Linked DNA regions of Mus musculus: region 1 is linked to region 2. The links are chromatin loops, found by intact Hi-C in ENCODE. Cell type or tissue: gastrocnemius. All regions are shown on one strand. Links, peaks and the distances in the headings refer to the core of each region. The heading gives the core; the rest is flanking DNA.

Evidence for each region. Hi-C counts contacts between places; a loop is a spot of excess contacts. Peaks named below come from ENCODE experiments on the same cell type or tissue, not always from the same donor. Only the 100,000 strongest peaks of a DNase experiment are listed, where the experiment ranks them.
Region 1: a loop joins it to region 2, with 2.8 times the contacts of the local background. A loop is called at or near these places in 4 of 42 quality-filtered maps.

The regions. Positions count from the first base shown.
Region 1 is chr2:155,140,349-155,146,678 of GRCm38, forward strand. All of the region lies in intron 2 of Itch (itchy, E3 ubiquitin protein ligase), which reads left to right. Among named protein-coding and RNA genes, the nearest start is that of Itch, 10 kb to the left of the region's middle. In gastrocnemius, for the core only: no CTCF peak of the experiment used is centred there; a DNase peak (open chromatin) is centred at 3,311.
Region 2 is chr2:155,089,217-155,095,546 of GRCm38, forward strand. All of the region lies in intron 2 of Gm45609 (a long non-coding RNA gene), which reads left to right. Among named protein-coding and RNA genes, the nearest start is that of 2310005A03Rik, 7.7 kb to the right of the region's middle. In gastrocnemius, for the core only: no CTCF peak of the experiment used is centred there; no DNase peak of the experiment used is centred there; H3K4me3 peaks cover 279 bases.

The sequences.
Region 1 (6,330 bases), core at 1,152-5,151, 51 kb after region 2:
ATATTTGTTAGCCAGCCTAGAAGAATCAGTGAGCTTTAGGATTCGTGAGAGACCCTGTCTCAAAAAACAAAGGTCTAAAACTGAGGAGAGACCTGGGCAGTTGCTTATGGAGCCACAGCCATGCAGCTGTATTAGTGTGCCCTCCTCTCTTCCCTTTTCCTTTTCTTCTGTTTCTTTCTAGAGCATGCTTTCCTGATAGTCTGACCTCTCTTGCTCTTTCTTCTGTGAAGTTTTAACCCCTCCTTACTATAACCCCTCCTTAGCCATGTGCCGTGCTGCTTGTATACCCCATGCTAACCTCCACTGCTGAACATGGTGATTTCAGTGGCATGGTTTTCTCTTCCTCTTGGTCCATTTCCTTCTCTTGACAGCTGCCAAGATTTGCAGCGTGCTTGTTCTGGGATTTTTCCTTTAAATTATAATAAAATTATCCTCAGACTTAATGGCTACATCTGTTAATGCTATAGTCATGTACACAAAGTACATATATACCACACATGCACCAGTGAGCACATGGGCACATACACACATAAAACACACACGCACATACACACACCAGTGAGATGAAGCAGCAAAAAATGGTTTGAGCAAGCCTGATGACTCAGTTTAGATTTCTAGAACCCATGGTTGAAAGAGAGAACTGACTCCTGTAAGTTGTCCTCTGATTACCCACGCTCATACACACACACACACACACACACACACAATGATAATGATTTTTTTTTTTTTTTAAGAAAGAATGGCATCATGGCACATGCCTTTAATTCCCGAACTTGGGAGCCAGAGGCTGGCAGATCTTTGTGAGTTCAAGGCCAGTCTATATAGTAAGTTCTAAAACAGCGAAAGCACAAGGTCAAGGTCAAGGCTATCCTTGTTTACTGAGCAAGTTTGAGGCGGCCTGGACTAGTACCTAAGATCTTGTCTCAAAAAGAGACACACACCAGAAAAAGAAGAAAGAAAAAGAAAGACTCGGTCCCTGAGGATTAGTGCCTAACCCCTTGAGACAATTAGTTGCCAGTCACCAACATCTCTTGGCCCTCAAGCATACTTTGTCTCCACCATGAATATTAATGTTTATTCTTTTCTCATTTGTGTGATCTTTCGATTTAGTTTGTGTTAATTAATCTCCCTATAAATGCCTAAGACAGAATAAGGCTTGGTTGGCTTCTTAAAGGAGCCTCACCAGCTGTAATCAAATGCTTGCTTAAATATGCTCTTTTTGATACCTATGGAGAAAAAGGAAGTGGATAATGGTGTGATTTGTAAAGGAAGTTGTAAGAGGGAGAAGAGGTGATTAGTAATTAGAGTGCAAAGACATTGTTTCAGATTGGTGCAGGCATAAAGATGAAATATGTAGATTTTTTTTTTTTTTTTGAGACAGGGTTTCCCTGTATAGCCCTGGCTGTCCTGGAACTCACTTTTTAGACCAGGCTGGCCTTGAACTCAGAAATCCACCTGCCTCTGCCTCCCAAGTGCTGGGATCAAAGGTGTGCGCCACCACGCCCAGCCGAAATATGTAGATAAAAAAGGTGTTATCTGCAATAAAGAAGCAAATTAGCTTCTATTCCTTCAATGTTGGTCTAACTTATCAGACAAATATAAAGAAGTCTCCCAGTACTGTAAAAGACTTTCTGTTTCCAAATATCTTAAAATGTTCCTCAAAGTATCCATTTTGCCCCAGCTCACAAAGCAGTTCATTTTGGAAAGATACCTGGGAGACTTATGTTGTAGTTTTTGTCTTAGGTAATCTTCTGCAGTTGACTTAAATCTGTCAGGGTCTTGTATCTCCCCCCCACCCCTTCCAAAAAAAAAAAAAAGGTAGTATAGCTAACACTGACTGGCCTTAGGTCACTGTGTACCTAAGGATGACCTTGACCCAAGTGCTAGAATTCCAAGGATGCCCCACCCCACCCCTGTCTACTGAGGGTTTGCCTATGAAGTTGCAGATGCCTTCCTGTTCAATCTCTTATTATACTTTGTGTTTCATGTGCTGACTCACTACTTCCTTAGGGCTTTGTTAGCATCACCATATAGGACTGACTGGTATCAGCAACATAAGGTTTTCTAATATTTACTGCTTTTACAAGTAAGGAGCTAGAGCCAGCCTTATTCCCAGTACTTAGAAGCAGAGGCAGCTGGATATCTGAGTTTGAGGCCAACCTGTTATGCCTGGTCTAAAGAGACTCTGTCTTTAAAAATAAATAAATAAATAAATAAATAAATAAATAAATAAATAAATAAATAAATAAATAAACAAAACAATAGAGTGGAGGTATGTTTTCTTCTGTTTTAAACTTTGACACAAAGACTTGAAGGAAACAAAGAATAGAAATGTTAGTGGGTTTTGTTATTTTTTGAAACAGGGTCCCATGTACCTCAAGCTGGCCTCTAAGTTACTATGTAACTGATGCTGGTCCTGCATTCATGAGCCTTCTGCCTTTTCCTCCCAGTGCTGGCGTTACAGACTTGGACACAATGCTGGATTAAATTGTTGAGCTGCTGCTGTGTTAGATCCTAAGGGATACTCAAATAGAAAATTCCTCCTGCTTTAAGAATTTTGTGAGGCTTTTTTTGGGGTGGGGAAGGAGGGGGCATCAGGAAAAAACTACTTGCAGTCACACTTCAGTATAAGAAATACCATAAAAAGATTGCATGGCATTGAAATGATTTTTATCTTGTGTTTCCTGGTTTCTTTAACATAGCTGAATATATTCTAAGTACCATTCCTAATTATCAGCCTGGTTATATTACGAATTATGAGATGTGGTTCTGGAAGTGTAAGTAGAGGACCACCCAGCATTCACAAAGCCTTTAGTTTGTCCCACAGCATAACATAGTGATCCCAGCACTCAGGAGGATCAGAAATTCATGGTCATTTTTAGTTATATAGCAAGTTTGAGCCCTTTGGGACTACATGAGACCCTTCTCAAGAGAAGAAAGGAAGAGAAAAAAGAAAGAAGAAAAAGCAGTATTTACTAGTAAGAAACTTGCCATTTCTCTCCACGTCTAGAAACTTTACCCTAATATTTAGACATAGTTTTCTACCCCAGAAAAGAGAAGCATTTTCATACCATACTATTTATAGTAACAGCAGCATATTGAGCTTAGTCCCTACAGAAAGGCCAACAGTGGCTTGCTTGCTTTCTGGTATTTTGTGTGTGTATGTGTATGGTCAATGTGTGTATGTGTATGGTGAATGTGCACATGTGTATGCCTAGAATGGAAGAGGACAGTCAGGTGTCATATCACCCTGCACCATATGCCCCTGACAGATTTCTCAGAGATTTAGAGTTAAGTTGGCTGCCGCCAAGCCTTGGCAGTCCTCCTGCCTGTGCTCCCCACAACACTGGAGTTGTGGGCTTGGCCATACTTGGCTTCTTCTGTGGGTGCTTAGGTTTGAACTCAATTTCTCATGATTGTGCACAATAAGTGTTTTATCCACTAAACCATCATTCAGCCCCGCCATAGACTTGCTCTTTGAGGAAATAGATACTGTTTTATTTGGGTTTCACATTTTATGAGAGAAAACTTGTTTGTTTTTTGAGGCAAGGTTTCTCTGTATAGCTCTGGCTGTCCTGGAACTCACTCTGTAGACCAGGCTGGCCTTGAATTTACAGAGATTTACCTGTCTCTGCCTCCTGAGTGCTGGGATTGAAGGCATGTGCCACTGCTACCCAGCAAAACTTTTTTTTATTACATTTATTTATTTGTGTGTATGTGTTGAGGTGGGTGGGGATGTTGCTTTAGTACATGTGTGGAGGTCAGAGGACAACTTGCAGGAGTAGGGTCTCTACACCCTGTGAGTTTTGGGGATCAGACTCAGGTTGTTGGATTTGGCAGCAAGCACCTTTATCTGCTGTTTGCATTTGGATAAAATAATTTACTCCTTAGTTATCAGTGTAAATAAGGACAAAGCTTTAAATGCAATCTTGATATTAGAAAGGATGCTAAAGGTTCACTCTTTAGAGGTTAACTGCTTCAGAGTTGGAGAGATAGGGGTTTTCATAAATTGGCAGTTTGACCTTGGCCAAATCATTTACTCTTTTTAGGGAGAACATTGTAGACTTAGGTGTTTGTATGAGCTAGATAAACATTTAAGTCTGTAAAGACAGATTAGAGTGAGACTTTGTGAACTTGGAAAGTCGTTGGCTCATTATTATTGCTAGGTTTTGTTTGAGACCATATCATGTGTTGTAGGTGGGCTTTTGTCCTCTCCACATAGCAAAAAATTACCTTGGACTTTAAAATTTCTATTATTATTATATAAGGGTTGGGTCATGCTTTTGTGAAGTCAGAAGACTTATCTTTTAGAGTTGGTTCTTTCCTCCCTTCGTTACATGGCTTCCAAATAGTAAACTCAAGCTGTGAGACTTGGACAAGTGCCTTACCTCCTGAGCCACTCACCAACCCCCATGACTTTGAACTTGTAATCCTTTGCTTCCTGAGTGCTGGGATTACAGCATGTGTACCACTTTGTGGTACTGTGCATTGAACCCAGGCTTCTTACATGTGAGGCAGGAAGGAGCCATATCTGCTGAGCTGCATCCCCATCCTTTTATTTTCCTTTTGAGCCAGTCTAACTTGGAAGCCCTAGCTGGAAGCTACTCAATGGCAGTCCTTCTGTGATTACAAGCTTGAGCTACCATACTCTACCCTTGAAATCTGAAAACAGGGTCTTACTTTGTAGTCCAGGCTAACCTTGAATTTTAGATCCACCAGTCTCGTGAGATTTAGGATTGATTACAGGTCTGCACTGCAGGACCCAGTAGGTCCAGGAGGGTTTTTTTTGGTTTTGTTTTGTTTTGTTTTGTTTTGTTTTGTTTTGTTTTGTTTTGTTTTAATGGTTTCATGCAGCCCATGTTGGCCTCAAATTCTCTATGACTTGAACTTCTGATCCTCCTGTATCTGAGTGCTGAGATTATAGGAATGTGCCACCACATCTGATTTATGTAGTGCTGGGGATTCAACCCAGGGTATCAGGCACTTTGGCATATATTCTACCAACTGAACAGTACCCTCAACTGAAACTAAGGTTTGTTTGTTCTTTTTCCTCTCTGACGCAGGGTTTCTCTGTGTAGTCCTGGCTGTCCTGGAACTCATCTCTTTAGACTAGGCTGGCCTTGAACTCAGAGATCAGCCTGCCTTTGCCTCCTGAGTGCTGGGATTAAAGAGTACATGCTTTTAAGTGTACAATAGAGTAAAACCATTGCTAGCCACCATGCCTGCCTTTAAAGGTTTGTTCTGTGCACGCCCTGCGCAAGCGCACGCTCGCGCGCGCATACACACACCATACACACCATACACACACACACAAACACACACACACACACACACACACTACCACAGTAGGTGAGATTATCCGTCTGCTATTTAGCCTAGTTTAGAAGTTCTACAATATATACAAACTTCAAAATATTTTATATGTTTTACATTTTGTTTGTTTGTTTTTATTTTTGTTTTTTGTTTTTCAAGACAGGGTTTCTCTGTATAGCATTGGCTGTCCCTGGAACTCACTCTGTAGACCAGGCTGACCTTGAACTCAGAAATCCTCCTGCCTCTGCCTCCCAAGTGCTGGGATTAAAGGCATTCTCCACCACTGCCCGGCTCAAATACTTTTTTTTTTTTTTTTTTTTTTTTGGTTTTTCCGAGACAGGGTTTCTCTGTGTAGCCCTGGCTGTCCTGGAACTCACTTTGTAGACCAGGCTGGCCTCGAACTCAGAAATCCGCCTGCCTCTGCCTCCTGAGTGCTGGGATCAAAGGCGTGCGACACCACACCCAGCTTCAAATACTTTTTAATCAACTGAAATATTACTTGAGGTTTCAGGAAAAGCCACAGATGTAGTGGTTGTAAAAGTTAAAACGTTTTCAAGATTAGAAAAATAAATTGTGAAATATAGACATGGATTCAAGTTATTCTGAATGACCTGCTTCTAAGTAGAAAGGATACATGAGTTTATTTTAATCAAATCATAAAACCACATATCAACATATATAATAGTACATTGCCATGTATGAGGTAACTGAGCTACTAAAAGCCGTAGATTTGACATTTTTCTTTTGTCTTTATTATTTATTTTATTTATTTTTATGAGACAGGGCTGGCCCAGAATTCATTGTGTAGACCAGGATGGCCTTGAGTTCAAGTACAAATTTGACTGGCTTTTCCTCCTGAGTGCTGGGGTTAAAGGCATGTACCACCATGCCTGGCTTGTTTGTTTGTTTGTTGGTTTAGTTTTTTTGAGACAGGCTTTCTCTGTGTAACAGCTCTGACTTGCTCTGTAGACCAAACTGGTCTCAAACTCACAAAGATCCAATGCCTCTGCCTCCCAA
Region 2 (6,330 bases), core at 786-4,785:
AGCAAAGGTAGCCATCTGCCTCACTCAAGCAAGGAAACAGGAAACCACCCTGAAAAGGTTGTCTGAGGGCTAAGATGGTGGCACTCTAGGCCAACTCTGCACGTTGATCCCACCTGTGCTCCAGGGTGGGGGATACTCCAGTGTTGGGGATACAAGTCTGAGGGCCCATTAAAAGGTGGCAGCGGGGCTGGAGAGAGATGGCTCAGTGGCTAAGAGCACTGATTGCTCTTTCAGAGGTCCTGAGTTCAATTCCCAACAACCACATGGTGGCTCACAACCATCCGTAATGAGATCTGATGCCCTCTTCTGGTGTGTCTGAAGACAGCTACAGTGTACTTACATATAATAAATAAATAAATCTTAAAAAAAAAAAAAAAGGTGGCAGCTGCTGGGCGTGGTGGCGCACGCCTTTAATCCCAGCACTCGGGAGGCAGAGGCAGGTGGATTTCTGAGTTTGAGGCTCCACAGAGTGAATTCCAGGACAGCGAGGGCTATACAGAGAAACCCTGTCTCAAACAAACAAACAAAACAAAACAAAAAAAAAGAAAGGTGGCAGCTATGCATCCCAGAGCACCCAGAGCTTGGTCCCCAGACCCACCAACCTTTTCTGGATCAGCATACGGTGGCCAAGCTGCACTGCATGACCTCATCCACCCAGAGGGCCAGAGTGCTCTGTGAAACCTGCTCTGGTGGCAAAGGAGATCAAGGAGTTCAAAATCCAGCACTGCAGGCACTGCGGAGATGGCTCTGCAGTTAAGAGCACTGGCTGATCTTCCAAAAGCCCTGGCTTGGGTTCCTAGGCCCTTCATGGTGGCTCACACCATCTGAATCTCTGGGGGATGGGGGTATGATGCCCTCTCCTGACCTCCATTGGCACCAAGCACACAAGTGGTACACATACATACATACATACATACATACATACATACATACATACATACCAAAAGACAAAAACAGGAACAAAAAACAAACATAAAAAACCAATTCATATACATAAAATGTGGGGGATAGGGAGGTGGGTAGGTTCAAGACAGGGTTTCTCAGTGTGACTAGCCCTGGCTATCCTGAACTTGCTTTGTGACCAGGCTGGCCTCAAACTCACAGAGATCCACCTGTCTCTGCCTCCCAAGTGTTGGGTCTAAAGGTGTGCACCACCACACCTGGCTAAAATAAATATTTTTAGATGATATAGTTATTCTTATTTTATATGCGCTGGTGTTTTGCCTACATGTGTGTCTGTGTGAGGGTGTCAGATCCTCTAGAACTGGAGTTATAGACAGCTGTGAGCCACCATGTGGGTGCTGGGAATTGAACCCAGGTCCTCTGGAAGAACAGTTAATGCACTTAACATCTGAGCCATCTCCCCAGCCCCATAAAAATAAATCTTTAAAAAAAAAAAAAAAGCCTTGTACTTTGAGAGTGCCAACTTAGTGCGGCTGCGTGCACCCTGAAACCCGGAAGGAGGAAAACAGTGCAAACAATGTTACCTGTCACCTGTAGGAAAGGATGTAGGATTAACAAGTGTTTGTGTAAAAGTGAGAAGGAAGCCATGGATGGAGAAAAGATACCTACAGCATGTTTATCAGACCAAAAGCTCAAATCCTGTATACATGAGGCTCTCCATAAGGTGACAAGAAAAAGGCAAACACTCGGAAACACTAAAGCTAGAAAGAGTGCCAGAACCAGGTCTTCCAAAACGAGAGAGATCTACGTGGCAGGATTGCTTTATTTTATGGAATTTTTGTTTTGTTTGTGTGTGTGTGTGCACGCTCGCAGGAGACCAAAGAAAGAAATCTATCTTCCACTACCAGTTGTCACTCTATTCTCTTGAGACGTGGTGCCGGGCGTGGTGGCGCACTTTGCTTGGCTCTCTTCCAGTCTGGGGCTCAACTGGCAATCAGTGAGCACCAGAGACCTTCTGGCTCCCCATGCTCCAAACTAGGGTTACAGGAGCACTGGCCACGCCCAGGTTGCTGTTGTTTGGGCTTTGTGAGGCAGCATTGCCCTACAGAGCTCTGCCTGGCTGGGAGCTCATATTCTCCTGTCTCCGGCAGCTGCTTAGCTGGGATGGTAGATGGGCCTCATTTTACCTGACTGCAGCTGCTTTTCACTCTCCAGAAGCAAAGCCGTCCTGACTGTTATCTAGTCCCTCTTCCCATCACAACAGCAGTTCTTTAAGCTCTGTACTATCCAGTGCCCTGCTGCTTCCCTGACTTGACCTCCCCCATTCACTGCCTGCTGCCCTGTGCTCTTCTTATCCCTCCTAAGCCATCTCCTTGGACAATTGTCATCTCATGAGGTTGTCCACACCCTACCTTGGCCTCTCCACTCCTCACCTCCTGACAATCCATGACCTTCACCTTTACTTCAGCCTTTTACTCTGTGGCCACACTTTGGACCTTAACCTCCACAACTCTACTCAGAAGTTTGCTACAAATTGTCTAAAGTCCAGCTGCAGAGGGCTCAGAAATGGAAGGACGTTTTAATCCCTGATTTACAAGAGCCAGTACTTGGCAGGTTCCGGGTCCATTAATTTAGTAGCAGATCTGTAGCTTCCACCACGACCCAGGTTCTTTCTCCATATTCTGCTATCACCAGGCATTAGCTGGGCCATCAGACTAGCTTCTCACAAGCTCAGCAGACAGCTACTGAAACTGAACTATCTTATCTTTAGGACAGTGTCCAGAAGCAGAAGAGAGGGCCTCAGCAGCCTTCTACTATTTTGTATCAAGGAAAGAAAATCTCCAAGCCAGCAAAGAGAATAAGGAGTTCAGGGTCACTCTTGTCTCTCTGTGTCTACTTCCAGAGCAGCATGCGCTATCCGAGATCCAGTTTCAAAGAAAGGAGATTTTCTCAGATGTCTCCCCACTTTGACTCCAACTGCCTAGTAAAAAATTTTCCATGACTAACATTGTTCTCTGCCCATCACTTAGCTCAGTGCTTGAAGGTCAGCAAAATTAGACTCAGTACACGAAGCAGAAAAGAAAAGAAAAATGAAGAGGATTAAGAAAGTAATGTTTCGGGCTGGTGAGATGGCTCAGCGGGTAAGAGCACCCGACTGCTCTTCCGAAGGTCAGGAGTTCAAATCCCAGCAACCACATGGTGGCTCACAACCATCCGTAACGAGATCTGACTCCCTCTTCTGGAGTGTCTGAAGACAGCTACAGTGTACTTACATATAATAAATAAATAAATCTTTAAAAAAAAAAAAAAAAAGAAAGTAATGTTTCAAATAGGCATGGTGGCACTTACCTGTAACGCCAGTATTTTGGATGCTGAGGAAGGAGAATTAAGAATTTGAGTCCAGCCTGGGCTACTTAGTGAGTTCAAAGCCATCCAAGCCATGTACTGTGATCTTTTAAAAACACATTTCCTAGATAAGAAGCATTTGAGCCAGGTGTGCTGGTGTATTCCTTTAATCCCAGCACTTGGAAGGCAGCGGCTGAAGGATCTCTGACAGTTCAGGGCCAACCTGGTCTACATAGAGAATTCCAGTCAGAGCTACAGTAGAAACTTGTCGTGGGGGGGGGGGATTTTGGAGATAAACTATCTAATTGCTAAGATAATTTCCTGGTTTCATTAGAAACCCAAAGTCTATCTTTCTACTCCACTTCATGCAGTTTCTATCAAAGCCACCCCCATAGTCCACAGTGGCTTCTCTGATTCCATCAGTTATATGTTCAATCCAGGAAGAAGGAAGGAGGGGGAAAAAGGGTGTGTGTGCACTATATGGCCTGAGTGTTTATGTTTAATATTTCATAATTAAATCTGAATTATTTATTGAGCACTGCCTATTAAGTACTTTTGGAATGCCAAACAAATTAATGGCATTCACTGTCATTCTCACAAAATTTTTGTGAGTATGAAGTTAGAAAACTTATATTTTTCCTAGTACCAATAATGGAATGTAGAGCCTCATGGGTGATAAGCAAGTATTATGTATAACATCACTAAGCCACACCCTTCCTCTGCTTTTCCTTTATCCTTTTTTTTTCTTTTTCAAGAGCCATTTATTTTTATTTTATGTGTATGAGAACTATTTATTTTTTATTTTATGTGTATGAATGTTTTGCCTTTCTGTGTGTGTACCACCTATGCATGGTGCCCATGTTGGCCAGAAGAAGACAGATCATCTCCACCTAGAATAATAGATTGTTGCTGTTGTGGGGCATCCGCCAGAGAAGACTGCTTGGATATGGGCTTCAGCCAATGAAAAGTCTCTCTTAGCCAGCTGGTAACCACACTCAGTGTTTGGGATCCCAGTGTAGCTCTAAACCTTGCTCAGGGCGAGCTCTTAAGCCCAAAAACCATGTCCTGGGCTGACACACTTCAGTTAACGAGAACAGGAAATAACTGACCGTGGAGTCAGTTGTACTAAGGTCTCAGACCTGTCACAGTTGTCAGCCACCATGTGGGTGCAGGAAACGAAACTTATCAGATCCTCTGGAAGCAAGAGCTCTTAACACAGAGTCTTCTCTAGCTGGCCTCTCTCTCTCTCTCTCTCTCTCTCTCTCTCTCTCTCTCTCTCTCTCTCTCCTTTCTTTTTTCTTCTCTTTCTTTTCTTTCTAAGCAAGGTCTCATGTAGCCCAGGCTGGCCTCCAACTCACAATGTAGCTGAAGCTGGCCTTGAACTCCTGATCCTCTTGTCTCTACCTCCCAAGTGCTAAGATTACAAGTGTGAAGACCATGCCCAGCTTTTCCCCTTTCTTCCCTGCTGGAACGGTTTTTCTAAGTAGCCCAGGCTGAACTCAAACTCTAAATCTCCTACCCACACTTTTCAAGATTCTCAAGTGCTAGAATTGTAGACCCATGTGCCTTAGTCACTGTTCTGTTGTCACTGTAGCAGTGTAACTGGGTGCCTTAGTCACTGTTCTATTGCTGTGAAGAGACACCATGGCCACCAAGACAACTCTTATAAAAGAAAACATTTAACTGGCACTGGCTTATGGTTTCAGAGGTTCGTCCATTAACATCACTGTGGGTAGCATGGTGGCATGCAGGCAGACATGGTGCTGGAGAAGTAAGTAGCTGAGATTTCTATATCCTGAACTGCACACATATATATATGTGTGTGTGTGTGTGTGTGTGTGTGTGTGTGTATAAAATCTGTCTAAAGTCATGCCAAAAGCTGGAAAGAAACCAGATGTCCCTCAACAGTGGAATGGATACAGAAAATGTGGTACACTTACACAATGGAGTACTACACCACTACTAAAAACAATGACTTTACAAAATTTGCAGGCAAATAGATAGATCAAGAAAATAACATCCCGAGTGAGGTAACTCAGTAACAAAAGAACACATATGGTAGGTACTCACTGATAAGTGGATATTAAGCAAAGAGTGTGGAATACCCACAATAAAACTCAAGGGCCACATGAAGCTCAAGAGGAAGACCAAAGAGTGGATGCTTCAGTCCTACTTTGAAGGAGGAACAATATAATCAAGGGAAATAGAGGGTGGGAGGGACTTAGGGGGAAAGAGGGGCAGAATCAGGTAAGGGAGGAGATGAAGATGTACAGAGGGTCAGGAAATTGAACAGAGGTGTGTAGCAATGGGGGATGGGGAACTGGGGGTAACAACCAGAAAGTCCCAGATGCCAGGAAAGCAAGAGCCTCCCAGGACCCCATGGGGATGACATTAGCTGAAATACCCCACAAACGGGAAGGAGAACCTGTTGAGACTATATCCAGAGGTTAGGCATGGACCCCTGGTTGAGGGATAGGGCCACCCGTCCATCCCCAAAATTTTAACCCAAAATTGCTCCTGTCTAAAGGAAATACAGGGACAATGAGTGGAACAGAGAGTGAAGGAAAGACCATCCAGAGACTGCCCCACCTGGGGATCCAACCTACAAGCAGACACTAAACCCAAACACTATTGCTGATGACAAGAAGTGCTTGCTGGTGAAGCCTGATAGAGCTGTCTTCTGAGAGGCTCTGCCAGATACTGACCAATACAGATGAGGATGCTCACAGCCAACCATCAGACTGAGCACAGCGACCCCAATGGAGGAGTTAGGGAAAGGACTGAAGGAGCTGAAGGGGCTTTATATGGCATCAACGGGAGGGGAGGCCCTTGGTCCTATGAAGGCTTGATGCCCCAGTGTAGAGGAATGTTAGGGCGGTGAGGTGGAAGTGGGTGGGGGAGAACCCTCATAGAAGCAGGGTAAGGGGAGATGGGATAAGGGTTTGCAGAGGGGAAACCAGGAAAGGGGATAACATTTGAAATGTAAACAAATAAAATATCCAATTAAAAAATAATAAAGTGATTCTACAGGCTTAAAAATAATATTTACAATACAAAGTATTTTAGCAATAAAAAAAACTG